7 separate regions of the Mus musculus genome follow, and regions 1, 3, 4, 5, 6 and 7 are each linked to region 2. A link is a loop called in an ENCODE intact Hi-C map of the cell type or tissue named here. Cell type or tissue: left cerebral cortex. All regions are shown on one strand.

Region 1 (4,000 bases), 220 kb before region 2:
AATAGGAGTTACCTTTCTGTTTTCAAGATCTATCTATCTATCCGTCTATCTATCTATCTATCTATCTATCTATCTATCTATCTATCCATGAGATCTTAGAGTTGAACAACAGGAAACTATACCAGTGTTCCAAACCACCTGGCAACTGTCAGATGTTGCCAGTCACAAAATCCACTTCCAATAAGATGCCAGACCTGTCAGCAGCCTTGGTTTGGGAGGTTCTTAGGGACACTTGCTACTGGCAATATGCTGGCAAGCCTACCATGTTCACAGCTTGTGTGAAAAATATCACCCAGGCACTTCATGTCCTGTTGCCCGACGACCTCCAACTGCTGTCCTGCCTCCCTCAGGGGGATGGGGTTAGCAGAGGATATCCACTCACAATGAGATGTCTCACTTTCTGCGTTCAGATGAGACAATTCTCACTGTTTTCTTTAGTAAGAAAATGTTTCCCGAGAGAATTCTTCTTCTTACCACATCATTGAGCTCTAAGAGAAGTTAGTATCTCTCAATGATGGAGACACACTCTTCAAGATCTAGGCTGGCCTGGTCTACATAGTGAGTTCCCTGTCACCCAGGGTGTTACAGTGAGACCCTGTCCTTTACCGAAAGCAGCCTTCATTTTAATTTGGTGTTGCTTGGCCTGTACTGTGGGGCTGTTAAAAGCCACACCCATAGCCTCTGTAGAAGAAATAGATGGCAAAAACTTCAGTAGAACATCGAGGGTGGGGCTGGAGAGATGGCTCAGCAGGTAAAAGCAATGACTGCTCTTCCAGAGGTCCTGAGTTCAAATCCCAGCAACCACATGGTGGCTCACAACCACCCGTACTGAGATCTGATGCCCTCTTCTGGTGCATCTGAAGACAGCTACAGTGTACTTGTGTATAATAATAAATAAATCTTTGGGCCAGGGTTGACCGGAGCAAGCAGAGGTCCTAAAACCTCAATTCCCAACAACTACATGAAGGCTCACAACCATCTGTACATCTACAGTGTACTCATATACATAAAATGAATAAATAAATCTTAAAACAAAGAAAAAGAACATTGAGGGTGGATGAGATTGACCAGCTTGTCTTAGGAAGGAAAGAAGGCTCAGGATTTTGCCAATGACCAAGGGTTTCTGCCAGTCTCATCACCTCGGAAGCTGAGAATGAAGGCATGGAAGAGAAAATTCTGCAGGGCTGAGTTAGGGTTCCAGTGATGTGGCACATTACCTGAGATGCACATATTCAATAACTTTTCTCTTTCACTACCTCTGCTGGGTGGTGGACTAGAGGAGAGGGTGAACCTTTTTAAAAGTAGGCTGGAAAAAAAATGTGTGCCTCCAGGGCCTCTTCAAGGGCACACCCCAATGTCCTGTGTTCCTTTATCCCCCTTCCTAACCGTTCTCAACCTTCCTAACACTTCCACTCTTTGAGACAGCTCCTCATGCTAGGGTGACCCCCAACCATAAAAGTATTTTCATTGCTACTTCATAACTGTAAATTTGCTACTGTTATGAATCATGTTGTAAATATCTGATATGCAGATGGTCTAAGGCGATCCTCTGAAAGGGTCGTTTGACCCAGGTGGGTTGCGAGCTACAGGTTGAGAACAGCAGCTGTAGACACTACGGTCCTCCAAAGGGTTAACTTTGGCTCTCAGTTTGGGTTCAGAGTCCATCATAGTTGGAAGGTCCAGTGCAGACGCAAGAGGCTTCCGGTCACATTTCATCCACAGGCAGGAAGTAGAGGGCCTTGAATGCTGTCACGTGACTTAATCCTTTTCGTTTAGTCAAGGGTCCCAGCCCATAGCCTACATTAGGACGGGTCTTCTCACCTCAGCCCAACTTAGAAATCCCTCACAAACATGCTATAGGTTTGTTTTTTAGGTGATTCTAGTTCCTGCCAATCTGATGATCGAAGAGGGTGTTTTTGTTTTTTTTTTAGATTTTTATTTATTTATTTTAATTTTATGTATGAGTGGGTTTTGCCTGTTATAGCTGCACCACATGCATGTAGTGCCTCTAGAATCCAGAAGAGGGCGCCAGAAACCAATGTAACTGGAATTAGGACTGAGCCATCTTATGGATGCTCTGACCCCAACCTGGGGCCTCTGCAGGAACAGTAAGTACTCTTAACTGATGAGCCATCTCTCCAGCCCTTTTAATGATCAGTATTAACCTTGACATTTTTTAAAACATTCCATCATCTCCCAAGAACACCACAGGTGAGCGAGCAAACCTTTAGCAAACGGACTCTTAGGGGACACTTAAGGTCCAAATCATAACAAGTGGCTAGAGATGATTAAACAAGAATACTGGCAAACTCAACAAGTCTGGGCAACTCCCCTGCAGCAGCTTATCTCCCGAGATTTGTTTCAAGGACTTCTCCTGTAGTAAATTATTAAACAGTGTAAATCTACATCTGAGATAAAGCAAAAGGAAGGGAATGTTGTTTGAAGTTGGAGGTCAAACATTCAATGGCCTCGTGCTGCACGGACACCTGTCCTTTAGCACAAGCACAAGGGTTGGGTAAATGGAGACATAGTTGCAATTACCCTGTTTGAAGCGCTCCTGTTTCTGTGCCCAGGAACGGCTTGAAACCTGGAGGAGAAACACTTTCTCACCAGGGGGAATAAGGAGCTGGAAGTTTCGGGACCATCTTGCTTGCACACCTGCTGCTCAGAATCTGGGGGAGAGGCCTTTGCTAAGCCAAGTCGCCAACACAAAGCTTCTCCAAAGGCCAACAGGAATAGTGGCATTGCAAGAAGATGTGTGCCATGGTAAACTCTGAGTGTGGCCACCCCAGAGGGTCGTGAGGCAGGGCCAGCTTTTAGTGTATTCGTTGCTGGAGTTACAGAAAGGAAGGCTTCTAAAGGCAAAAATGAGAAAGATCACACAACCTCTTTTGTTGCAACAATCCTTTGGCCAGGCAGACTAGTGGACAAGGGCGTTCAAAGGTCAGAGGTCAGTCCAAATTTAAACAGAAGACGGCGGATCAAATGTCCTTGCACAATCGTGGTGTAGTGTGTAAGGTTGTAGATGCCCTTGTTCGAGGCTGTGATTCTGTCAGTCTTTGGAGGGCAGTCCTTTTTATCCAGGACTTGGTGACAGTCGCTACTCCAGGGCTTTCCAGCTTGACCTAAGTGACTCTGTTTTCTCTCTGACAACCTTTACACTTTCCAACCCCACCCTGCGAAGGCCTATACCTGATACAAGATCCCCTAAGCTGTTACCGTTCGTTCCTACGTCAGGACTTGCTCTTACCCTGTTCTCTCTGACCTACAATGTGCCATCTCAGGTGACCTTCTGTGTCCCCATGGCCTGGAGACAACGCATTGTCCTGGGCTCCCCTGTTCTACCTCCTTTTCCGCCCCTGCCACTCTGGCAAATTCTACTGTTTATTAAAGTTCCCACCCTGGCCTGTGAACTGGAAGTGGCTGTAGATTGTGGAAAGAAAATGTGGTCTTGTGTGGGAGGTTCCGGCACGGTCTAGAATTTCAGCACTCTCAGTAATTCTCACCCTGAGTTGACACAAAGACTAGGTGAGTGAAGATGCCTAGATTCTACTGTAGCTGAAATCTGGGGGGGAAGGGAGGAGGCATGAAAGGTGGGAGCACTCCTAACAGGGATCTGCCAAGTAAATGCCAGGTGTCTGAACCTGTACTGTCCAGGGAGCCTGTGTGTCTCCTCTGGACCAGGAACTGGTCTATCTTTGAGGCCACTGGGGTTCCGGAATTCAGAGCCTTCTCAGAAGCCCCTATCCCACCCCACCCCGCCCTCCGCGTGTCCCGGAGGCAGCTCAGCCACTTTGCCGGACTCCCTGCCCAGCTGAACCTCAACATTCCTGATGAGACCGAGGAAGGCGCTAATTAAACTAATCACGGGAGAGAGCTGCTTCCCGCTCGTGATCCGTTTGCGAGCACCTCCATAACGAGGTTATTATTATGTGTAAGGGGAGTTTGGCTCTAAATTTTAATTTCCTGGGACACCAGAGCCAATGCCAAGGAGGAGTTT
Region 2 (4,000 bases):
CACCTGATGCGGGTACTGGGCACCGAACTCAAGTTTGCTGGGAAAGTACCAGTATCCGTCTTTCCAGCCCTACAGAAATACTTTAAAAAACAATCATATTCTGCTGTCTTTCCCAGCCTGTTTATCCCACTACCTTTTTGCAGTAGAGTCAATAAACTAAATTTTCCTTTTTGCAATATTTTTAACTTAAAATGTCTTTGAGAACATGAGTGCCCCATTTACACCGTGTCCTGTCCTCCTCTGAACCTCTTCTTAAAAACAGCCTGTACCCACATAAAATGTAGCCTCTACCCTCTAACCACGCCCCTACTCCTTTCTAGTTAGAATGCAATTTAAGGGGGAGGGGTGCTCTTGAAATGTAGGATTTTAAGGGAGGGGGAAATCATTTCCCATCTCTGACTTAATTTTGGTGCATAACTGAGTTTCAGTCAGCTGCACCCCAGCTACCTCACGGGACCCCGTGTCTGTCTGATCACGTGATGAGTTGTGAAGCCCCACGTGACGGATGTGTTAATTCACAGCCAATGCCTCTTTTTCTCATTCGCTCGTCTCCCGGGCACGTGATACTTGGCTCCCTTCCACCACTGGTCCTTAACAAAAATGAGATGTGCTTGCTTTGCAGGGGGAATGCAAGATTACAACTACATCTGGGCCCAGTGCTTTGAAATTACCCTGGAGCTGTCGTGCTGTAAATATCCTCGCGAGGAGAAGCTGCCGCTCTTTTGGAACGATAACAAAGCCTCTTTGATCGAATATATAAAACAGGTGCACCTAGGTTTGTGTCCTATATCTTCTTGTTAACACTCACAGCGTGGGTAGAACCTTTGCGTCGAGCATATACAAAACCTCCTCCGGGGACTTGGGGCTGGACCTGGTTTTCTATGCCAGGACTAAGGGTTTGAATTCTCAACGTGTTATCTACAGTGTGTGAGAGATGCTAGGCTTAGCTGTTCGTTCGTAAGAGAGGATGAGTCACTTGTTTTGAGGGCGTAAAAGCCCAGAGTTCCCCCAATTTTACATATGGAATGATATGCAAATCTGGCAAAAAGATCAGGAAAACCGGATGTACTCTTGCAACATCTTCAATCAGAAGCCTAGTTGTAGCCCGCTGCGTGGCTCTGCAGGTAAATGCGCCTGCGCCAAGCCTGGTGCCCTCCGTTCATCCTGGGAGCCCACAGGGTGGAAGGAGAGACCTGACTACTGTCCTCTGACCTCCAAACTCTTATGCCATAGAGCACGGGGGCCTCCCCAAGACAATAAATATGTAAATAAGCAAATGTAAAAATTTGAAAATAAAACCGAGTGCTGCCGGCACCTTTATAACATTACAAACATATCATTGGCTCCCTCCACCTTACGTAATCACCGTGCTGGGTCCTTGGTTGTTATTCTGACATTTCAGTTTCCGCTGGCCTTTTCCCGTGAGTCCTGGAATAACTGAACCATCATCCATTAAGGCTCTCCCGATACTGATTCTTTAGTAAGTCACTCTGAATTCTTTTGTGAAGTCACCCTTCGTCACTATCATCAAGGAGGTGTAACAAGACATGAATATGTCTCTGCCCCTCGCTGCCCTCTCTGTCGCCTTTTAATCTAGCCATCGGGATGATGGGATGATCCACAGAGCGCTGAATCAGGGCCAGCTTCGCATGCCATGTTTAATACGGTATTAGTGTGCAGAAGCTGTGCAGCCCGATAAATAATAAGTAATAAATAATAGCATAAGCATCGTTGGCAATGGTATATTGAGTTTATGAGTCCATTTAATTAGGCCGTATCAAGAATATTTTTCCACCCGCCTGTCCCTGTAATCTGCTGAGAACTCAGATAACAGTAGGTTTATTAGCACGTCAATCCTGCCCCCTTGTGGTTTAAGACAGGAATATTTTTTTCTGACTTTAAAAAAAAAAAAAGAAACTATTTCAAAATACTGATGTGGTTGTTGCTACTTATTAGAAAGTCTTGCTCCACATTAGTGCCCTGCCTGCTGTCAGAGAGAACTGTCTCTGTAGGTGATGATGTCAGAGAGAACTGTCTCTGTAGGTGATGATGTCAGAGAGAACTGTCTGTAGGTGATGATGTCAGAGAGAACTGTCTCTGTAGGTGATGATGTCAGAGAGAACTGTCTCTGTAGGTGATGATGTCAGAGAGAACTGTCTCTGTAGGTGATGATGTCAGAGAGAACTGTCTGTAGGTGATGATGTTAGAGAGAACTGTCTGTAGGTGATGATGTCAGAGAGAACTGTCTGTAGGTGATGAGGGCAAATGCTCCTATATAGACACTCCCTGGTCTCTGCCACGCTGTTCATTCATTGAAAGAGTTCACCAAGTGCTAGGAAGTTTGTGTGTCTAAGATGGTGACTCATCTGAAAGGCTCAGACCTGCCCTCTGTGGGAAAGAGAAACCTCTGATGTAGCACGCGGGCCTTTCTTTGCCTGAAGGACAGAAGCCGGTGTAGGCGTCAAGCTCTTAGGCTGGTGTCCTGTTTTGAAAGCTCACAAAAGTGTTAAACGTCAGTATGATCGGAAGTTGGAGTAAGAGTTCTGCCCTGCTGCACGCCAGCCTGCTCTATGGCTCCGGAGGGGCTACTGGGACTCACAGAAGAATTCAGTCTAAACTTGGGCTCTGTAGTATTATGGGCTGTGTTAGAGGATGTTCTCAGTGTGCGTTGGAAAGAGGATCTTTAGATTCTGAGGCCCAGGTAGCTTGTCTCATCTCTAGGAAGCAAAGCACAAAGGTTTCAGTGCCGCCCCTGCTTTCCCCGCTCTCTAAGGCGGATCTCAGCCTTGAGGCTGAGGGCTCACCACCCTCAGATACCTAAGCAAACTGGCCTAAGAAACTGGGTGGGAAGCCAGGCAGGGGTGGCTCATGTCTTTAATCCCAGCACTTGGGAGACAGAGGCAGGTAGATTTCTGAGTTCGTTTCCAATACTGGCTTTTTCTCTCCTGCTATAGCAGCTCTTTCTGAGCCTGTGGGTCAACTGGTCTCTTTTTAGTGTCTGACTTCAACCCCTGAATACACGTAAGGACAAATATCAATGAGACTTTGAACAAAAAAGATAAAAGGAGGGGAAAAAATGACAGGGAGATAATTTTGCAGAGTTGACCTCCGTAGATAAAGTGGAGAGGAAACTTCGCCTTTGATAACCCACTCCAGAGCAAAGGAGCCAGGAATTGAACCCGAAAGGCACCAGGGGGCCATCTAGGTCAGGGGTTGTGTAATAGTTGAGATAGAGACTCTTGTGTGAGGTGAGATAACGCTACTTTGTTACTAATATCAAAACCTTCACCTTTCCTCTCAGTCTTTGTCAGAGGACACTATTTATCATGTGCCTGGTGTTTTTCTTTCATGATGAATAATGGCTGAGTGTAGCTATTTGGACATTGTTACCATTGGGTTTTGGTTTGGTTTGGGTTTTTTTTTCATTCGTGTCATTGGGCATAAATAAGTTACCTTCAGATAGTCCAGTTTGTCACTGGAGGGAACAAATTGGAATTGTGACTGATGCAGTTTAGGGGAGAGCATTTCTTGGGATGTAGGAAGCCCTAGGTTCAATCCCCAGCGCTGTGAACATTGAAGTCTTGAAGTGGGCAAGTCTAATACAATGCTTTAGTGTGGATTCCAGAGACTGCCTCCATGGATCTCAAATCTGGCTATGTAGTTGGCTGAAAAATTAAGGTTATTTAAGGCATGGATTTGACCTTGACCCATCAAAAAGGGGGAGGAGGAAGAGGAGGAGGAGGAAGAGAAGAGAAGAAGAAAGTTATTTTAGTCACCCAAAGCCTTATCCTTCACATTTGCAATCGTTTATTTTGTTTTGCAGTCTTGGGGACTGAACCCAGGAACCCAGGGCTGTGTTTATGGTGCTTAGTGCTAAACAGTAATTCTACCACTTAGTGCCACCTCCGCCCTATGAAACTCTGATAACATTGTCATCTTGTAGAGTTGATGTAAAGATTCATTGAGAACATACACCCAAAGCCCTCAGTATACAGACTGG
Region 3 (4,000 bases), 240 kb before region 2:
AAAATCCTGCTCTATAATATACTGCCCCATAAACGCTGCTCAACGGAAACCTCAGGCTAGCGGTTGGCAGGTGCATTCTCGTTGCCCTTTTTTGTTTAGCCAATGTTGCAGAAATGTACTACTTGGGGGTGAGGGTGGGGAGAGTCAGCTTTGGTGAAGACAGAACCTTGTTTGCATATGGTGCTGGCAGCACCGCCCAAGGACAGCTTGAGGAGACCTAGGCTCCCCCCTGTGCCAGAGTCCCTCGGTCTTGCTACTGAGTTCGCTCCCTTAGGCATTCGCCTCCTGGAACTCCAGACGAGTTCTTGGTCATCTTTTGCCATGATTTTACCAATCCTCAGAGCAGCAAAGGTATTTCTTAGAAAGTCCCAGGTAACGGGTGACCTGAACCTGGAGCCAATAACTTGAAGAGGTTCCTAATGTGTCCAGCCCTGTTCCAGGCAACCTGCGTGTATTTCTTCATCTAATTCGTCCAATAGTGCCATGAAGTAGGTCCTTGCTAGTGTTAATTCAGCACTGAAGAAACCAAGCAAGGCTGGGGTGAGGGGTTGGGGTTGGGGTTGGGGGAGCTGGCAGAGTGCTTGCTAAATTTGTGCAAAGTCCACAGCTCAATTCCCTATTCTCCAGAAAGCAGGTATGGTCGCACGTGCCGGTAATCCCAGCACGCAGGAGGATCCGAAGATCCAGGCCATCCTCAGCTATATAGAAAGTCCAAGGCCAGCCTGGGGTACTTGAGACCCTGGCTCAACACAGATGAGTAAGTTAATTAATAATAAAAAAGTTTAAAGAAAATAAAAGAAATCAAAATGCAGAATGTTCAAGTAGCTTGTATGTGCTATCAGACAAGAATTTCAACAAGCTGTCTAAATCGAGGGATCCTTTAAACTAATATTTAAGAATAGCCCATACAGTGTGTTCAGACGCCTCTTATCTGTTTAAAGAGCCGGCTCAAACCAGCCTGGAGACAGAATATTTTCAAACGTGAACCATCTGGTTGTTACAAGTCAAACCACAGGAAGCCTGCATTAGAGTTGGCTCTCCGGTTGACTGTGCCCAGCCTCTCTCTCTCTGGTTTCCGCTTCTCTTTGAGTGTTGACTTCATTCTCTCAAATAATGGCGGTGCTTCAGACTTGTTTTCAGTGTGCTTATTAAAGAGTACCCTCAGGATCAGCTGCAAGACTGGGCAGAAGAGGAAGTCAAGCCACGATGCTCTCAACCAGGGTCAGCTCAGTAAGAGCTTCAGAATTCTGCGCTAACAAAGAGACAGAGTAAATAAAAATGACCCGAAGGCCTTCCCGTGGCCCGGAATCTGACCTCAGCAGTGACAGTATATGACTTTGTTGATTGTGCTGACCTCTATCATTGAAATGTCCCGAGGGACTGAAGAGCACGCATACCAATGAGAGAAAAATGTCACTGCGACGAGGGCCGGAATCTTGCGACTCCATCAGGGAGAATTCTCCCTTTCATGGTGGCTCCCAGATCTCGTTTAGCCTGTAAGCTAACAAGAAGAAGAGGCGGTCAACGCACACGTGGTGGCCATCACGACAAACGGGATGACCTAAGAGACAAACGATTAGACGGCAGCGCCACCGTGTGGTAGTCCACGTCCTCACCGCAAGCTGAGGTCGGAAGAGGGTGTCTCTGTGATCAGGAAACGTGCAGTTTTTGTGACATACAAGCAAAGGGGAAGGGCAGGTCCGCGTCCCCACACTGGATTCATATTTTCTGGATTTGTTGATGCCCTCCCCCAGTTCTGATCTTGCTGGCCTCTGTACTGCCTGCCTTACCTATCTGAACTGACCGTGTACCTGTGAGCATCCAGTGTAATATGTTTATTCCACACAGATTAATTTCAAGTCCTCGGGGCAGTTTTCCGTCTGCTCTGTGCATAGTGCACAAGGCTAATACAGTTACAAGAGCCCAGAATGTGGCGCCGGCCCAGCTCTCTGGTGATGCTGCTGCACGCACACACGCGGCACTATGCTGACACCTTCCTTTTCTAGATCTCTTGAATAATCCACGTTGTTCTGCTCTGCATCGGCCTCCTTTAGATACTCCAGGAACTGCTAAACACTCGCTTCTCTCTGAGGACACGTCTAGTTCTTGAGCTCCTTGCTTCAGTTTAAAATTGAACTACCTGGCTCACCCACTCTGCGTTTTCACAAGATGCCTGGTTACCTACCATTTAGTCCAGGTTCTGCCGTTAGGGGTCCCACGCTCTGTTTAGCCTTTGAGCGGCAGGTCTAACACTGGATCAAATCTCCTTGCTGTGGCTGGCCTTTGGCCATCTGTCCCAGAAGGGCAAGCCTTGTTCTCCCAAACTCCCTCTGTCCTCTCTGGATTCTTCCGTATCGCCAGCATCTCAAGTAGAAGAACCCAAACTCTTGCTGAAGCAAACCTCCACCCATTCCAGAACAAAGCCAGGGCGGTCCTCAAGCCAGCCAGGTTTCCCCGGCTATGGGCATCTGTTTTCCATGGCATGGTGGCTGCACCAAGAATGAGGTCCTCTCTCCGTTAAAGGGCACACCCTTCAGAGAGGACCTGGAGCACAGGACTCTCCTGTGTCAACAGCAAGTGTCTGGGATGTGATGCACTCAGTCAGCACTTTGGTCCATTGTTGAGTAGACAGAGCACTTCCGGGGAACATCGTGGAGGGATAGGGGACAATTACACTGAGAGCATTAATGCATTCAAGTTTTACAGTAGGGTTGTTACTTCTATCCACAGGTTTCTAAGCATATCTCTCTGTGTGTGTGTGTGTGTGTGTGTGTGTGTGTGTGTGTGTGTGTGTGTGTGTGTGTGTAAATGTATGCATTCCACGGCAATTGTCTATTGAGTTTGCTCCTGGATTACCTGACTCCTCTCATCACCTCCAGGTCTAATTCTTAGCAACACGAGGACGATATTGCGCCACCTACTGTCCAAATGTGTCCTGCCCTTTCTGCTTCAAATTCTCCTCTCATTAGACCTAAAATAGCGCCCTCGTCCCCACTCCCAGCCCCCTCTGGCTGCCTCTCACGGTTGGGTTTGTAATTTCCACTTGGCCTTTACATTTCCATCCAGCCCCGTGGGCAGCCATCTCTAAGCCTGGTGTCCAGCTGAGCTGGCTTTTATGCGCTCACAGCAGCCCTTCCAGGTGCCCACGGTGGTGGTCCAAGGATCGCAGCAAACCGGACTGCTTATGTAACTAGAGACATAAATTGGTCCCAGGAGTCCTGCAGCGAGTTACTGAAATAACATTCTCTTTATCACAGGCCCGTTTCCACAGGGCCTTTTTACGGGGTGCTTATGCAACAGCCGCCCCGTCAGCAGAAGTCCTGGAAGCGAAGAGCAGGGTGATATTTACAGTGAATAAATCATCGAATTCATTACATAAGAACTTAAAAATACTAGTGTTTCTCCTAAGAACTTGGGAAGTTCAGAAAAATCTATACCCGGTCTTAGCAGAAAAGTGACGTTTCAAAAATTCCAAAGCAGTCGGTTAATAATTTCAACAGAAGCGAAACTCGAGCACCGTGGGAAACGTCTTCCCAGCCTTGACTGGCATTGACTTTCGGCTAGTCTCTTCAATGTTAAGCAATGTCAGCCAGTTAAATAAATGTCCACAAACGAAGTCTTTGTTAAATTGAAATTTGTTTTGCTCCAAAATGACTGTTTACACAAGACAGAGACCTATGCAGTGGAAATATAAAGGCATAAATGAGGAAGGAGGCTACACAGGAGATTTCAACTCTCTTCGAATAGTAGGTATATCAGAGGGCTTCATGTTACTGTAACGAAATGCCTGAGACAATCGACTTACAAAGAGGAAAGGTTTATTTTTGCTTATAGCTCTACAAGTGGTAGGTAGCCTAGAACCAGATGGCCTTAATCTTTGCGGCTCTGAAAAGATGTGGCAAGGCCATCCTCCTACATCTGAAAGACACTGAGATATTGGGGTCCCAGAGTCCCCTTCAAAGACATGTTTCTAGTGACCCAAGGACCGAAGGTTTTATGA
Region 4 (4,000 bases), 110 kb before region 2:
AGAGTAGCACTGAATCACACGGGGGCATTATTTGAATTATTAATCCCACTCTCCAAGACCAGTTTAAAGGTTAGAAAGCCCCAAGTCTTTTAAATACTCCAAGAACCATAACTTCTGAGACCTTGCACCTCTTGGCCACCCTCTTAAGTGTGTTGAGCATTAAGGGGCGGGGGGGGGGGGTGGCATTTTGGGCACCCGTTAAAAGAAAAGGGATATCTTTTCCTCAACTATCAGAGGGCTCAGGCTGCCATCTCTTTAAAGGAAGCCAGATCAAAGAGAGAAAGGCAAGACAAATTTATTTATGCAAAAATATTACAAGATACGGCCCTTTCAGCAAGGAAGAAGGAACACCCAGGGAAACAGTTCTTACAGGCACCTGTGTAAAAGTGTGACTACAGGACACAGTGCTCCGTGAGATGGCGACTCACTGGAGGGCTGCCCAGAGAGAGGAATACCACAGTCCAACACTGGCACTAGTGACTTGAGCTAGCAGTTTGTGTGACCCCACAGAGGTCAGACAGCAACGTGCTTGACTTAAGATGCCCTGTGGTGTCGGAGGCTGAGACATCCTAGAGGACCTTGATGCAACCAATGCCTAGGAACCACTGACTTGGAAAGCATCATTGCTTTTATACAGTATTCTTTAAAAAAAAAAATCTTGAATATTTATTTGTTGGCCAGAATTGCTTTACTAGTGGAGAACACTCAGTGAATGATAAAACTCCAAAAAGAAAGTGGAAATTATGAAAAACAAACAAACCAACCACTGAAATCTGAGAGTGTGTCTTCCTTCCTGAATTATCTATCACCTGCCATGTGAAAATTTGTCAGAAAAGACATTTTCCTTTTGAGTTATGGCCACTCACTAAAGTTTTGTTTTGAGTGACAGCGTTTGGATCTAGTGGCACAGCAATGAGTTGATGAAATTCACTCCCAGGGCAAAAGCTTAAATGTTTCTCCCCCTCTCCCTCTTCCTCCCCTCCCCTTCCCCTGCCCCTCCCCTCCCCCCTCCTCCTCCTCCTCCTCCTGTTCTTTTTGAACACAGGAGAGTGAGGACAGAGAGAAAAGGGCAGAAATCGTCCTACCCTCACATACACAGCTATTTTAAAATATAATTACACATTTGGCAGATGTCTCTATTAGATTGCCTGGAGGCAATCGCATTTGCATCAAACACTTCAAGGCAGGATGTTAAAGAAGCACCGGGCTGGTCAGAGCGTGGGCTGGAAAGGACCAAAGTCTTTGGGCTTGCACTTGGGTTTGCACTCCGAGCCTTCAATCCACCTCGCTCTGCACCAGCTTTTTGGTGGGGCAGTGCGAGTCTCTTCAGCTCTCCTTTCTGCATTAACCACCTTTGTTTTTCCGTCTCTGGGTCCCAGGGTGAAACCAGCCTCCCATCAGGACGGATTTGCTCTGAGCCCAGAGACTACCAAATATCCAATCATTCAGGACGGAGAAGGCGGGGAGGGGAGGCAATCGTTCGCCTAGCAGGAACCTGGGCACATATGGCTCTCCTGGGGGTTCCCTATGAGTCAGAGCCAAAGGCGAAGCAGGTTGTGAACTCTGCAGCGGAGCAGTTGCAGAACCAGAGGTGGACTTTCACATTTGCTCCCAGATGCCCGAACTCGAGTTTCCTTCTACTGAAATCCGAGCTGGTGGTAAAAGGCATAAAAGTGGCTGCATTAGGAGCTGGCTCACAGTCAGCACTTTCTCCTTGAACAGCAGGAAGGGTTTGCACTCGGCTCGAAAAGCAGCTGTGCGAACATTTCAAGCAGCTGGGTTTGGTGGCGGCCGTAGACGCTTAGCGATGCTCCATTTCTGGAGCTAAGTTAAGCGCTCCAGGCTTGCTTGCTTGCGAGCAAAGGTGACTAGGGAAGCAGGCTCAAAGGCAAACAGCGAAAAGAACCAGGTTCCCCACCTACCGAAGTGAAAATCTTTAACAAACTACCTAAAAGGGGGTGGGCGGGGTGGGGTCGAGCCATTGTATTTTAAGTTAGGAATTAGTTCTTTAATGCTGTAGGCAAAGCACTTACCTGATAGGGCTTATCTGTTGGCTGGAATTCATCAAGGTAATGGGTTTGTTTAATGGTGTTTGCAAAGTTCAAATCTGCTGTGGGAAAGATTCAACTCGTTTGCACCATCATTAAGGAATGAATGAGAGTCATAGCATTTAGGACTGAATGCTACACCAGGAAGGAGCATCCTTTGAGCTTTTCTCCCTGAGGTTCCCAGGCAGGATTCCAGCCTTCGGGAACCAGGGATGACTAATTCAGTGCAATTGCCAGAGCTATGGAAATGAAACACCCGCGCAAAGCTCTCCCTTTGACTTTAGAAGCTGATGAATCCACAGTAGAGCTGGGGTATGAACGTTTTTTCCAAGGGGCAAGGAAGAAAAACCATTTGCCCTTAATTGTACCATTAATGGACTGTCATGCTAGCTTCAGCTATCAGGAGAGCCCATAACTATTGTCGGAGAAAGGATGGGGAGGCAGACCCACAGCAGGCATCAGGTGGAGTCTAGTTCAGACTTGTGCAAGAAGATTGCTTTAGGAATGGCAGAAATGGAAAAAAATAGGTTCTGTGGCTTCAGCTTCTACTACAGAGGAAAAAAAAAAAAAAAGAAAGGGTACACAGAACACTTATTACTTGCATTGTACAGCAGCCTGACAGCCTTTTGTGAGTTTGCAGAGGAAGGCGGGAACCATCGACATTTCTTTTGGGGGCCACAAGAATAGCGACCCAGACACAAGAACATTAGGAAGGTCCAGGGTAGACTCCTCAGATATGGGACCTCATGTGCAGATGTTATTAGAAGCTGTAACAGTAACACACACACACACACACACACACACACACACATTCTTTCCTCCTTCGGGCCTCGAACCTCTGCTGATCTGCACAGGGCTAGCTACTTTTTTTCATTTACTACCACAACGCACGAATTTATTCCAGCCACCAGTCTCCTGCTGCCATATTACTCTGCTCAAATGCCTCGGTCACGCTTACTACTTTACAAGACGGAAATCAGGGTTCTTACATACAGCAGATACCTTTTCATCTAAGGTGAGAATAACCTGGGGGGCTGGAGTCCCAGGAAGCCAGCAGCCACTGTAGTACCCCCACCCCCTGCTGGAGGCTTCTGAGTCCTTTGTCTCTTGAGCTCAAAGAACGGGTTCCATGGATAATGTGAGGGTGAGGTTTTAGAAAGGAGTGTATTAAGTGAGTGTATGTGGCAGCTTAAGAAGTAGGAAGAGGGCAGAGGTCCTGTATAGGAAAGGCAGGTGCTGAGAAAATGGTTGCCACTGAGGGTCAGTCAGTGTCCCTGTCTGGGCTGAAGCATGGTGGGAGGGGGGTGCGGGGGAGGGGTGAGCTGGCAGTTTGGTTGCTCACCCACAACGTATCCATGCTCCTCTTTTGTCTGTACTAGAGTTTTCGGGACTACCTCTCTCTCAAACGGCCTCCAGGGAGCTGTGTATAAGAAGAAAACTAACAAAAAAAAAAAAACAAAAACAAAAAAAAAAAAAAAAAACAAGAAACAAAAACCACTAGGAAGCAGAGCCCTTAAACACTTCTGACATTTCCAGACTCTGACCAAGACAGCACCAAACACATCGCTGGCTTCAGGTCAAAGATGAAGAACCGAGGGCCCGGTCCCTTACGAGCTCCTGTCTCCTGTTCTCATTCACACAGCCTGGGTTTCTATTAGTTATTATGGTCTCTGATCTGTCTGTTCACACTCTGCCTCTCTAGCCCTGACAGATGTCTTTTGTTTTGTTTTGTTTTCCCTTTCATTTCTTTTCTTTTTCTTTTCTTTTTTTTTTTTTTTGTTTTTTTTTTGTTTTTTTTTTGTTTGTTTGTTTGTTTGTTTGTTTGGTTGGTTGGTGGTTTTTCGAGACAGGGTTTCTCTGTGTAGCCCTGGCTGTCCTGGAACTCACTCTGTAGACCAGGCTGGCCTCAAATTCAGAAATCCACCTGCCTCTGCCTCCCGAGTGCTGGAATT
Region 5 (4,000 bases), 300 kb before region 2:
AATTAAAAAAAAAAAAAAAAAGTAAACCTGGGATACACAATAAGTTCTAAGTCAACAAAGCTACAAGACTGGGGGACTAGGGGGGGACCCAAAAACAAAACCTAACAAAAAGGAGGGAGGGAGGGAGGGAGGGAGGGAGGGAGGGAGGGACCAGAAAATTAAATCAATAAATAATTTTGTTGTTGCTTTTAATTCTGGTAGAATCTCAGAATGATAGGGTAATCAATGACAGTAACACAGAAAATATAACAAATCTTAAGATAACTGGCAACCTTTCTGTGGCTACTTTTCTTGTTCAAAATTCAGAGCAAGCAAATCATAAAAGTCAATTATACGAAGAAAACAGTAACAAGTAATGCCTCCGGAGCGAGGCTATAGCTCAGGGTCGAATGCTTAGCCAGATGTGCAAAGCCCTGGGTTCATTCAGTATCCAGAGCTGCAAACAAGGTATTTTGGGAAAAGTTACTTAAATCTCCCAATTAATCTACTTAAACCTACAAAGATTTTACTTGTAAAAGTACACAACCACGTATTAGATACAATGCTAAAAGTACCAAGTCAACGAAAAGCTACAGTTATAAAAAAGAGGCCTACAAAGTAGTTCCTCGTTGAGGTCAAAAAAGTTTAACCTCTCCAGGCACTCGGAAGGCAGAGGCAGAGGCAGAGGCAGGCGGATCTCTCTGAGTTCGAGGCCAGCCTCGACTACAGAATGAGTTCCAGAACAGCCAGGGCTACACAGAGAAACTCTGTCAGCAGTAATTAAAATCCTACGACAATTTGCTTTTCTTTTCTAACATTTAAGCCAAAAGCACAGTCATTCTTGAAAAACGAAGCAGTAAGGATTTAAGAGTTTTCACTGTTTCGTTCAAGTCTTATATCCCTAGTCATAAACAATGGAGGGAAAACGCCATACAAACCAATGGCATTTTATTCAGGTTCTCATCCGTACCTTAGAATTTTTTAATATGGTGGGGTGTAAATTTGAAAACCGTGAATATAGGAAATGCACTAAAAAAAAAAAAATATTTAGAGGGCAGTAAGAGGCTAGACGATCCAAACCCTGGCAAGCAGACCCTTCCAAGGATATTTATTCATCATGAGACGCTGGTTCTAGGCATCCCAGGCGGGTGAGACCGGAAAACCTTACACGTCTCACTTTCTCCAGCCTTTCAAACCGTGAAGTCGAGCCCACAGGGCAAACACTTCGCTTTCAAACTACAGTCACGTTCACAACGACTTGTCAGGCACGCTACCCAGGATTCCGATTCCGAGTGGCCGGTCTCCCTTTCAGTCTCTCCGGTCTGTTAAGCTAGGATACCACCATCTTTTTTGTTCTGTCCAGCCACCGCGCTCCCAAGTCTTTGGCGCAAGCCATTTATCCTCTCCGATATTTCGCTTCACAAAGGCCAAGGACTGGGCCTCGGAGGCACTGCAAACCCTCGATGACCAAGGCGGGCCGACGCACCGACTTTTAAATGCGATCGGTGGCTCCAAAAGTCAGATGACTTGTTGCGGATGGAACCAAACCTAAGCAGCCTTCCCTTAAGGGGACCGGCGAGCAAGGAACCGGGCGCCACGCCGAAACCCGTCGCAAAGGCGAGCGGGAGCCCAGGGAGAGCGGGCGCGCGGGATACAAAGGGCTGTGAACGCGGCCTTCCATGAGGCGACCGTGCGCGGACAGAGACACAAAATGGAGCGGCGGGAGGAGGAATCGGAACCCGAGGCGGCAGGGCCGGGATGGAGGCGGCGGGCGAGCGCGCGGCCGGGCCAGGGCTTCCCCTCTGGCCGGCCGCGGGGGAGGGGGCGCGGCGGCCCGTTCTCCCCGCCCCGCACACGCGGCCTAGCTCGGCGGGAAGCGCCCGCCACCGAGCCAACAATGGAGCGGGAGACCGTCCGGAGGAACCGGGCGGGCGGCTGCAGGGCGACCGGGCCCCGCGCTCCAGAGCCCCGCGGCCCGCAAAACGACGCGCGAGAACAAGGGCTGAGGGGCCGTCGCGCACGGCGGCGCGGCCCGGAGGCGCCAAGGGCGCACGGTCTGCAGCGAAGCCGGCTCGCGGCCCGCGGCGGCCCTGGTCAGCCGGGCGTCCGGGCCGCGGCACAGTCTGCGGCGGCGGCGGCGGCGGAGCCCGGACCCTCACGTACCTGGTTGAACTCTTCACCCACATCCGCGTAAATGTCTATGTGGTCCACACCGTCCGCCATCTTCCCTCGGCCTCGGCCGCCGCCGCCGCCGCCTCCTGCAGGTCGGCCCGCCGAGGCAGCAGCAGCGGATCTGGCGGTGGGGGCGGGGCGCCCTACGTCACTTCCGAGGGGCGGAGACCAGGGCGCAGCGGCCCGCTGCTGGTGACGGGGGACCCCGCCGAAGGTCCGCGGCGGTTCCGAGGCGCTAACTCGTTCCTTTGTGTGCAGGATTAAGCCGCGGCTGGGGCAGGGGCGTGATTTCCTGTGCTACCCCGCCATACCGCATGCCATGGAACCCGCTTGTTTTCAGAGACTGTCTTTTCAAACTGCTTCTGGCACTATTTATCTATCTACATATCTATAGATGAGAGATCTATCTAGTGAGAGATATAGATATATATACATCTATATAGAGAGAGATAGATATTTATATATTTGCGTTTTCATTTTTTTCCTACTTTTTTTTTTTTTTTTTGCTTCCAAGGTTTCGAGAGATGAGAGTTATGTGTACGCAATTAAAAGCGAGATATGATGTCCTGGCCAATGTCTTATTCTTGCTTCTTCAGACAACTGAATTTTTTGAGTTATTTGCATATAGCATATTTGCATCTCTTATCTTTATGCAGTTGTAAGCATCTTTTCCGCTCCTTCCTTCACATCCTCCTCTTCCCCCTTCCTCCCCCATTGCCCTTGCTTTTACCTTTTTATCTCTGTTGTAGGTTTTCTCCAGCCATCGTTCAAAGGATTCTATCCTCATTTTTAGAGCACGTACAACAGAGCAGATGTATCCTAAATCAACGAACTCCTGGATTCAGAATGCTGAGCTAGAAGGGAAATTAAAACGGTGGCTTGAGGTCCAAACATCCCGTTTTACAGATGAGAGAACTAAGGACTCGTAGAGCATAAGTTATTTAACTGGGGTTACATGGCTCGTAAAAGTGCACACCTTTTGACGCCGATATATGATTCAGAGATCTCTCTCCATTTCCAACGGCTCCACCTATTTCTTTCCTTCCCGTTCAAAAACTCACCAGGTCACTCAGCTGCCTGTGTGCTTGATATAAATTCAGTTCCCACAGCGCTCTCAAGGAGCGTAGAGAGAACCGAACCAAATCCTCTTAAGTAGTCCTCTGATCTACTCAGCACCTCTGACTGCTCTCACTTCCAGCCCCACCCTGCCAAACAAATTAACAAAAAAGCAAAACAATAACCAAAATAATAATAATAACAAAAATACCAGATGCAGACTGGTCTGAAATCATCAAAAACCTAAAGAAACATCTATGCTTGAGATGTCTGTAAAATCTTGGTTGCAGTCACAGAGACTAATCTCTTAATCTGAATAAACATTTCTTTAAATTCCTTTTTTATACATCGGGGTGTTTTGCCTGCATACAGTCTGTGTACTACACATGTGTGCAGTGTCCTGGGAGCGCGCAAAAAAGGACATCAGTCGACTAAGACTGGTATTAGACAGGTTTATGAACCACTACATGGGTGCTGGGAATCAGACCCTGACCCCGGAAGAGAATCCAGCGCTATTGACCACGGTACAAACGGGACTTAACGATGGCCACCGCTGTTGAAAAATCCTAGACTCTAAATTTTGTTTACTTAGAGGTCAAATGCATGCGGGGCAATGATGGCCCACGCCTTTAATCCCAGCACTTGGGAGGCAGAGGCAGGCAGATTTCTGAGTTCGAGGCCAGCCTGGTCTACAGCGTGAGTTCCAGATCAAGGGCCACAAAGAGAAACCCTGTCTCAGGGAAAGGAAAAAAAAAAAAAAGTCAAATGAATGCTGAGTAGCGGTGGTCCCAGG
Region 6 (4,000 bases), 320 kb before region 2:
CACTCTTCATGAGTAAACACTGTTCACAAATATAAAATGAAACTACATGTAAAAATGAAGCATAAACAGACAACTCATCCTACTTTATGAAAAATGTACACAAGAAAAATTTAAAATACAGGAAAAAAAAAGACAATGATTATGGCTTATGAATGAAACATCAAAGAAAATTATTTCCACGTATTTCTAACTTGGAATGTATGGCTTGGCACAGTTTTAAGTTCCTAGATATGAACCCTAAACCCACTTTCTGCCTTCTTTGCAAATTAAAAAGATAGTGTTCCTTTAAAAATACAATCAAATGCTAGCAATTCTCATCTAAAAGTAATTTCTAAAAGGGAAAAAAAAATCCTCTTTCGCAGCTGAAAAACATCTTTTTGATTTATAACCTACTATAGTATTAGATCTTCTTTAAAAGTTTCAGGGACAAATAGAATTAATTCTAGGAAGGAAGAATAAAAAATTATTTTTAAAAATCCAAGCACTTAAATATTAGATAAATATTTAAAATCACATGCAAACAATGTATGTGATTACAAGAATCCCAATTTCCAGATTTTAGAAGTACACAATGAGTCCTCTTGATTATTGTTCTTGCTTTAAGACTATAAACAATCTGAAATCTAAGTCACAAATAACTCATGAATACAATATTCAAAGGGGAAAAGGTCAAAATCTTTTACCTGTGATGGCTTACCTGTTTTCAGATGCTTCCAGAAGATTAAATCAGAACAAGTACTTGGACCACTTAAAATGTAGGTATATTTACTGTATAAACAACAGCCTTGGAGTTATAATTGCTGTTAATAACACACACATACTAAATAAAATAATAAAAAGGAATGCCCACCTTCTAACGATGACGGTATTCTCGCTCTCGGTCACGCTCTCGGTCACGGTCGCGGTCCCGATCCCGGTGTCTCTCTCGTTCTCTGCTTCTCTCTCTGTAATAGTCATCGTGGCGATCTCTACTCCGAGATTTATGGCGACGACTCTTTTCCCGTGATCTACTATGGTCCCGTTCTCTTGATCGTTCACGTCTTCTAAAAGAAATTACTGGATTAATGCTGTCCGTTAACTGTACAGCTTCAAAAGATATTTAATACAGTTTTCTTTCCTTTACCGCTAGTTTTACTTTCTATGGTTTCAGCTACAAGCCACCAGTAGAAAAACTATTAATGTAAAATTTCAGAAATAATCTTATGCCATTCTGATTAGGGTATGAGTAGCGGCAGCGCCTAATGAATGAATGGTGAGGGAACGGATTGTTGCCATGGCCCTGTGGGAACTCCAAGGCCCTACCTAACTGAACCCCATTGAACACTGGCAAAGAGGATTCCCATACAGAGGAGGCTAGCTACACAGAGGAATCTGAGTATGAGTGTTTATGAAGAAAAGATCGGTGTGCAGAAAGAACGAAAGAAGCGACTTCCTCTGGGAGGTTTTTCCAACAGCAACTGGTACTCTAGAGAGACCTCCTATCTAGACTAGCTGACTGCACCCATCCACGAAGTTCCAAGTTGCAGGAGTAGCAGACCCCTGATTCTGTCTGTATCTAAGTGTGTCTGCCCTTTCTTCATTCCCTTGCAGCCCCTAGTCATGTATCCAGGACCCAGACCACCTAGACTGAGCCAACCATCATGATGAAATACTTTAGTCACCTTGCTCCTTCCTGCCCGCATTGGGAGCCATCCCTCGGCCCACTGCACCCACACTAAATGTTATTTGCCCATTAAGTATTCAGTAGTCTTAAGTATCATGGCAGTTCAGTGCTTATGCTTAAATAATTCTTGGATTATTTAATAATTGCACCAAAGTAGGAGAGTAGTGATGCTGACAATGTGGACATTGTTGTTTCTTTAAATGGAAAAAAAAAAAAAAAGTCATGTTGAAATTGCTAAGGTTTACAATAAGAACCCACGAAACAATGAAGAAAAAAATAAATTTATGCAAATTTTATCATCACATCTTAAAAGCCCAAAAATCATAGTCAAACCTCATAATAATTCCATTCGTTTAAATAAGAATTTATTTAAAAAAAAAAAAAAAGCCGGCAGTGGTGGCGCACGCCTTTAATCCTAGGCACTTGGGAAGCAGAGGCAGGTGGATTTTTGAATTTAAGGCTAGCCTGGTCTACAAAGTGAGTTCCAGGGTTATGCAGAGAAACCCTGTCTCGAGAAAAAAAAAAAAATTATTATCATGTTAATTGCTAAACCAGGCAACTGAACTTAAACATTAAGTGCTAAGCGTCTTGCTCGAGCTAGATGTTCCCACAATGAAGACAATGCATGACATAATCTCTAGTTACAACAAATTTGTTCAGAGATACTTACACTAAACCAAACCGGAACTAACAAAGTAAAACCTGTGTCCCGGGTGAACTCCTTACTCTTACTTAGGATACTACCTCCAGGAAAAGCATACTAAGGGCAGACAGAAGACCATCATTTGGGAAACTGGAGAGATGGCTCAAGGGTTATAAATATTGGCTGCTCTTCCAAAGAACTCATGTTCAATTCTCAGCATCCAAATAGTGGCTCATACCTACCTCTAACTTTAGTTCTGGGGAACCCAAGGCACTTTTCTAGCCTTTGTGGGCACCTAGCATGGGTGATTTATAGCCAGAAATGCAGGCAAAACACCTCCACATATGAAATCAAAATAGTCAAAATGTAGCTGTGTAAGAATGGATAACCAGGCTGATCTCTCTGTAAGTTCAAGGCTAGCCTCATCTACATAGTGAGACCCTGTCTCAAAAGAAGTAATATCATGTAAAGATTAACCATTTACCTCACAAAATATATAAAATTTCACAATTGGTAAAAATGCTTTTAAAAGTAACGCTTAAAAAACAGTATCTAGGGGCTAGAGTGATGGCTCAGTGGTTAAGAGCACTGACTGCTCTTCCAGAGGTCCTGACTTCAATTCGTAGCAACCACATGGTGGCTCACAACCATCTGCAATGGAATCCCATGCCCTCTTTGGGTGTCTGAAGAGAGCAACTTTGTGCTCATATATATAAAATAAACGCATCTTAAAAACACACAAACAAAAACATAGTATCTATTACAGGGTCTGAAAAGATAGCTCAGTGGTTCAGAGGACCAGGGTCCTGGTGCCCACATGATGGCTTACAATCCAGTGTTTGAGGGGACTCAATGAATGCTCTCTTCTGACTTCCTTAGGTACCAGAGAAATACATCCATGTTTGCTCGCAAACCACTGATACATACATTAAACAAATCTAAAGTAAAACTGCACCTATTACAAAATTACCACTCATTCATAACTCCCTCTTTCAAAATCACCCTGTCTCTTATATAAAGCAGTGTTTAACTACTAAAGCCCCTACCTTGTTCAACATGTGTTCACTAAGAAATGGGCATCAATAATGAATAGACAGTTATAGCAAATACTACAAAAGAAATAGACTCTGCAGACTATATTATATTAAAACATGAAGAAATACAGAGGCAAGTAAATGTTGGGGGAGAAGAAAACAACAAGAAAAGTGGTTCCAAGAAGGAATATCAAGCATAAAACTCAGTAAAGTGGCCAAATGCTTGATGTGTCCAGGAGAAGGGCTCATTTGGCTAGGGAACAGTAAGTAAGTATGGGAGTTATGAGAATCAAAGGAGAGATGACATCACGCAGTGTGCTTGAATGTACACAGATGTTTAAGAGTAAAGAGAAGACAGAGTTCCTTGCGTCTCGGGATTTCAATATATCATTCAGAGTTTTTTTTTTTTTTTTTTTTTTTAAATACTGCTAGGTACACAGTAAATAAAATCACAGTTCTATTTTTTTAGAAGTTGCGCGCGCGCGCGCGCGCGTGTGTGTGTGTGTGTGTGTGTGTGTTTGTGTGTTAACTAACAGTTTTAAAAATTCATGAGACAGGAACATTTTACCTGGATCCAGACCCATAGGACTTGGACTCGATTCCATGAAGGCAATCCTGCAGAGAGCTAATAAGAACTTTGCAACGATCATCTGCAGAGAC
Region 7 (4,000 bases), 160 kb before region 2:
CCCTAGCTTTTGTGTGTGAGGTTGGACACGGCAGTGCATGCCTATAATCCAAACACTTTGGAGGCAGAGGGAGGAAGTTTCCAGAAGCATGGTAGCTAGACAGGTTAGCCAAGCTAGTGAGCCCCAGATTCAGGCAGAGACCCTGCCTCAAAAAAATAAAGTAGAGAGAGCCGAGGAGATAGTTCAGAAGTGCAGACACAGGAGCAGAATTCCGACCCCAGCATGCGTGTCACAAACAAGGCGTGCTCCCAAGCTCACCCGTAATCTCAGCATGGAGTGAGCAGAGGTAGGGAGAGTGCTGTGGTTTTCTCTCTGCCAGCCTAGCTGGAAAAAGGAAAAACAAAAACAGAAACAGAAAATCAAGTTCTAGGTTCAGCTAGAGATCCTGCGTCGAAGGAGACAGGCAGAGAGGGTGTCTCAGTTAGGGTTTACTGCTGTGAACAGACACCATGACCAAAGCAACTCTTACAAAGGACAGCATTTAATTGGGGCTGGCTTACAGGTTCAGAGGTTCAGTCCATTGTCATCAAGGCGGGGGTGGGGTGGGGGGTGGGGCATGGCAGCATCCAGGCAGGCATGGTGCAGAGCTGAGAGTTCTACATCTTTATCTGAAGGCTGCTAGTGGAAGACTGACTTCCAGGCAGCTATGGTGAGGGTCTTAAGGCCACACCCACAGTGACACACCCACTTCAACAAGGTCACACCTCCAAATAGTGTCACTCCCTGGGCCAAACATATACAAACCATCACAGAGGGGGAATGCCCAATGCCTTCCTCTGACCTTTACATTCACAGGTATGCACATCTGCATACACACACAAACACACACACACGCACACACACACACACACACACACACACACACACACAGAGAGAGAGAGAGAGAGAGAGAGAGAGAGAGAGAGAGAGAGAGAGAGAATAAGGTAGAAAGCGATAAAGAAATGCTCTATATATGGACATCTGTGCTCTGTGTGTGCACACTTGGGCCCTTAGATCTGTCCATTCACATTCTCACGCACTCCTAAAGGGGTGTTAATCATTCACTTATCAATCTGTACCTATCATTGTTTACTTGAATGAACAATAACTCAGTAACATAAAGACGGTTATACTTGTAGAGAGGCATTTGGTCCCATCCGTTCCTCCGTTTAACAAATATCTACTGAGCACCTTTCATGGCCATCTCGAGTGGCTCTTCTTTACCCCATGGCTCTCTCCCTAAGCCCATGAAGCTGGCCGGCCACACACAAGGCTGCACTGTGCACATGGGACCGATACCACATTAGTCCCTTGTACTCCCAGCCCGAGGGTAGAACATTCAGTAGGGCACACAGGGCCACACAGCGGCTACATTCTGGAGGGGTTGTAGCATCAAGAGGGAGAGAGGACCCCTGGCTCCCAGGGCGCACGTGCCTGGCTTGCTGGAGTAATTCCATGGTTTAGCAGGGAGCCCATTGTGCAGGAATACAGAAGCACAATGCCAGCCTACCCAGTTTAATAAGAAGAGGAGAGAGGCTCGCAGCTAGACCATTCGGGACAGCCCTCCTGATTTTACCAGATGTCAAGGCAGTGGATATTACTGAGCCTTCGTTTTAGGCTTTATACCACAGTGGGTCAGGCACCATGGTAGGTGATCCCCGGCGGTGGGACGAGAGCAAGGTCCCCGCATCAATAGGTCTTATACCTTAATTTCCATGGCACTTCAGTGGAACTGGTCAACTAAAATATGCTTTGCCATAGATACCTTACTCTCATCTCCCTTAAGTGGCCAGCTTGAGTCCTAGGGCCTAAAGGCATGCACAATGGAACATGGCTTCTCTTGGCCACTAGAGGGCATTTCCTGCTTTCTGCAGGGGCTCCTGGTTCATTGGGTTTTCCTTAAATTAACTTTGGTATACATTAGAATTATTTGGAATTTTTTTTTTCCCTTTAAAGACGGGTGTCATGCAGTCTAGCATTGAGCTCCTCCAGACCATCCTGCCTCTACCTCAGGATGCTGGGATCACAAGTGTGTGCCACTCACTCTACCAGGTTGTATGCGGGGGGGGGGGGGGACGGGGGGGGGACTGGGGACGGAACCCCTGGCTTCATGCATGTTAAGCAAGCACTTTCCCAATGGAGCTGCATACATTTGTAGGCATGGAGAAGAAATGTAAACAGAGCTCTAATTCCAACGACCCCAGTCAGTGGGTGGGGCTTCAGGCTCCGTGATTTGCATATTTCCCTACATGGGTCTGACCCCAGTCAGTGGGTGGGGCTTCAGGCTCCATGGTTTGCATATTTCCCTACATGGGTCTGACAGATGGGCAGAGATGAATAAATAAACATTTCAGTATGGCAACCCCCAGTCTGACCTCCAGGGTTCCCATCTCAGGCTAAAAAACAAGACGATGACCTCTGATATATTCTTCTATGTCCCACGTATACCTAGCTCTTTACACACGTATACCTAGCTCTTGACACCCTAAATTCCTACTAGCTTTCTTTTTCTTTGCTCTGGCGCGCTGGGGATTGAACCCAGAATGGCATTCGCACTGGGCAAGCATCGGACCGTGGAGCTACTTCTCCAGACCAACTAAGACTTCTGATTTTATTTTATTGTTTTTGCTTTTGTTTTTGTTTTGAGGTGGGGTTTTTCTGTGTAGCCCTGGCTGTCCTGGAACTCACTAGGATGGCCTCAAACTCAGAGATCCTCCTGCCTTTGCCTCCCAAGTGCTGGGATCAAGGATGTGTATGCCTAGTTTTCTAAATTAATTTTAGAAGTAAAATTTGATTGTTATTGGGTTCAGGATTTTAATTTATTGATTTTTTTTCCTATATCCTCTTCCTCCTTCTCTTCCTCCTCTTTTTCTTTTCAGGGTTTCAAGCATACCTGACAAGCTTTCTACCTCAGAGCTACACACATGATCAGAGAGTGTTCTTCAGACACCTGGCACACAGAGGCACACAGCACCCATAATCGATGCCATTATAAAACACCAATGTGTGACCCCATCAAAGCATACAGGTAAGACACATTAAAAACAATAAATCCGTACAACACTCAATGTGATGTGTTTTGTGGTGTGGGGCGAGACTCCTCAGGTAGCCAGAATGCCAGACTCATGAAGGACCAGAGTTTGTGCCCCAGCCCAGCCCACGCTGACTCTGTCACTGAAAGACTTATGGTCCCTGGCCCACCACTTCAGCAGGGCTCTGATCTCCAAGGGGGATGGAGATTGAATGAGCTTGTTTCTGTTAAAGCCATTTACTAGCGCTTATAGCTCTAATCGCCAGAGCTGGGACCTTACCAGACTTAGCCCATGAATGCAGACAGGGACACACAGTCACTCATGCTGAATTATGACAATGTCCTACCGGAGAAGGAAGCCTTCTGGCCTCTCTGGTCACCTTGCATTCAAATACAAGAGCTGGGATTGGTTTTAAAGCAAAGTAGATATTGGAAGGTTGCATTTGTTAGCTGAATCCCTAAAGGCCCTGGCTTGAAAAGACGTGTGGTGTGTGTTTTCTGGTCTGTGTCAGCATTTCCAGTCAGCCCGACCCGCTGACCCGACCCGCTGTGAGTGCTGTCTGGAGGTAGGTGGGCGAGAGACAGAGGATAGCATACTCTCCCCTTGTGTTTCCTTGGCATCTCCCCCCCCCACCCCCTCCCCCCACTGTCGCCGCTGCTCCCCCCACCCCGCCCCCTCTTCCAAGCCAGATACAAGATTCCTCTCTTCTTCTGACCAGAAAATAAACGCTTACCAGAATTCCCTTCTGCAAGCACAGATATCTGTGAGAGAAGCCGTCGCCAGTGCCAAGCCCGGAGGGTCTTGCTCAGGTCACCAATTCTGTGTTTACATTTCCAAATTTGCTTTCTTCTCATTAGGCTCTGAGCAGCAGAGAAGCTAAGGAACCACAGCTGGGAGACCACAGAAACACTGAGTCTATGAGTTTTCCAGTGTTCTCTACTTACGGGTTTGGTTGTTGTTTTGTTTGATGTTGTTGTTAGTGGTGGCAT

Evidence for each region. Hi-C counts contacts between places; a loop is a spot of excess contacts. Peaks named below come from ENCODE experiments on the same cell type or tissue, not always from the same donor. Only the 100,000 strongest peaks of a DNase experiment are listed, where the experiment ranks them.
Region 1: a loop joins it to region 2, with 10 times the contacts of the local background. A loop is called at or near these places in 41 of 42 quality-filtered maps.
Region 3: a loop joins it to region 2, with 3 times the contacts of the local background. A loop is called at or near these places in 2 of 42 quality-filtered maps.
Region 4: it touches region 2 in a loop (2.3-fold over the local background); 9 of 42 quality-filtered maps call a loop at or near these places.
Region 5: a loop joins it to region 2, with 3 times the contacts of the local background. A loop is called at or near these places in 12 of 42 quality-filtered maps.
Region 6: it touches region 2 in a loop (4-fold over the local background); 11 of 42 quality-filtered maps call a loop at or near these places.
Region 7: a loop joins it to region 2, with 13 times the contacts of the local background. A loop is called at or near these places in 18 of 42 quality-filtered maps.

What each region holds. Positions count from the first base shown.
Region 1 is chr10:117,453,650-117,457,649 of GRCm38, forward strand. Gm51783 (a long non-coding RNA gene) reads left to right here and starts at 2,865. Exons shown (of 3, transcript XR_003948948.1): 1 at 2,865-3,528. In left cerebral cortex, CTCF peaks have their summits at 826 (motif pointing left) and 2,014 (motif pointing right); a DNase peak (open chromatin) is centred at 2,023.
Region 2 is chr10:117,675,318-117,679,317 of GRCm38, forward strand. It overlaps Cpm (carboxypeptidase M), which reads left to right. Exons shown (of 9, transcript NM_027468.1): 7 at 623-775. Among named protein-coding and RNA genes, the nearest start is that of Gm25709, 15 kb to the left of the region's middle. In left cerebral cortex, a CTCF peak has its summit at 1,859 (motif pointing left); DNase peaks (open chromatin) are centred at 91, 564, 993, 1,325 and 2 more places; H3K4me3 peaks cover 1,612 bases; H3K27ac peaks cover 1,629 bases.
Region 3 is chr10:117,433,994-117,437,993 of GRCm38, forward strand. No RefSeq gene overlaps it. Among named protein-coding and RNA genes, the nearest start is that of Gm32141, 11 kb to the right of the region's middle. In left cerebral cortex, CTCF peaks have their summits at 1,598 (motif pointing left) and 2,950 (motif pointing left); DNase peaks (open chromatin) are centred at 1,108, 1,592, 1,942, 2,319 and 2 more places; H3K4me3 peaks cover 579 bases; H3K27ac peaks cover 1,509 bases.
Region 4 is chr10:117,569,969-117,573,968 of GRCm38, forward strand. No RefSeq gene overlaps it. Among named protein-coding and RNA genes, the nearest start is that of Gm32235, 13 kb to the left of the region's middle. In left cerebral cortex, no CTCF peak of the experiment used is centred here; DNase peaks (open chromatin) are centred at 1,744 and 2,275; H3K4me3 peaks cover 809 bases; H3K27ac peaks cover 216 bases.
Region 5 is chr10:117,374,697-117,378,696 of GRCm38, forward strand. It overlaps Cpsf6 (cleavage and polyadenylation specific factor 6), which reads right to left and starts at 2,277. Exons shown (of 10, transcript NM_001013391.2): 1 at 2,143-2,277. The coding sequence starts at 2,202. In left cerebral cortex, a CTCF peak has its summit at 2,272 (motif pointing left); DNase peaks (open chromatin) are centred at 404, 1,526, 2,311 and 2,964; H3K4me3 peaks cover 2,996 bases; H3K27ac peaks cover 2,100 bases.
Region 6 is chr10:117,355,085-117,359,084 of GRCm38, forward strand. It overlaps Cpsf6 (cleavage and polyadenylation specific factor 6), which reads right to left. Exons shown (of 10, transcript NM_001013391.2): 8 at 3,909-4,000; 9 at 851-1,040. The coding sequence ends at 854. Among named protein-coding and RNA genes, the nearest start is that of Cpsf6, 20 kb to the right of the region's middle. In left cerebral cortex, no CTCF peak of the experiment used is centred here; no DNase peak of the experiment used is centred here.
Region 7 is chr10:117,514,161-117,518,160 of GRCm38, forward strand. No RefSeq gene overlaps it. Among named protein-coding and RNA genes, the nearest start is that of Gm32235, 43 kb to the right of the region's middle. In left cerebral cortex, a CTCF peak has its summit at 1,813 (motif pointing right); DNase peaks (open chromatin) are centred at 1,817 and 2,266.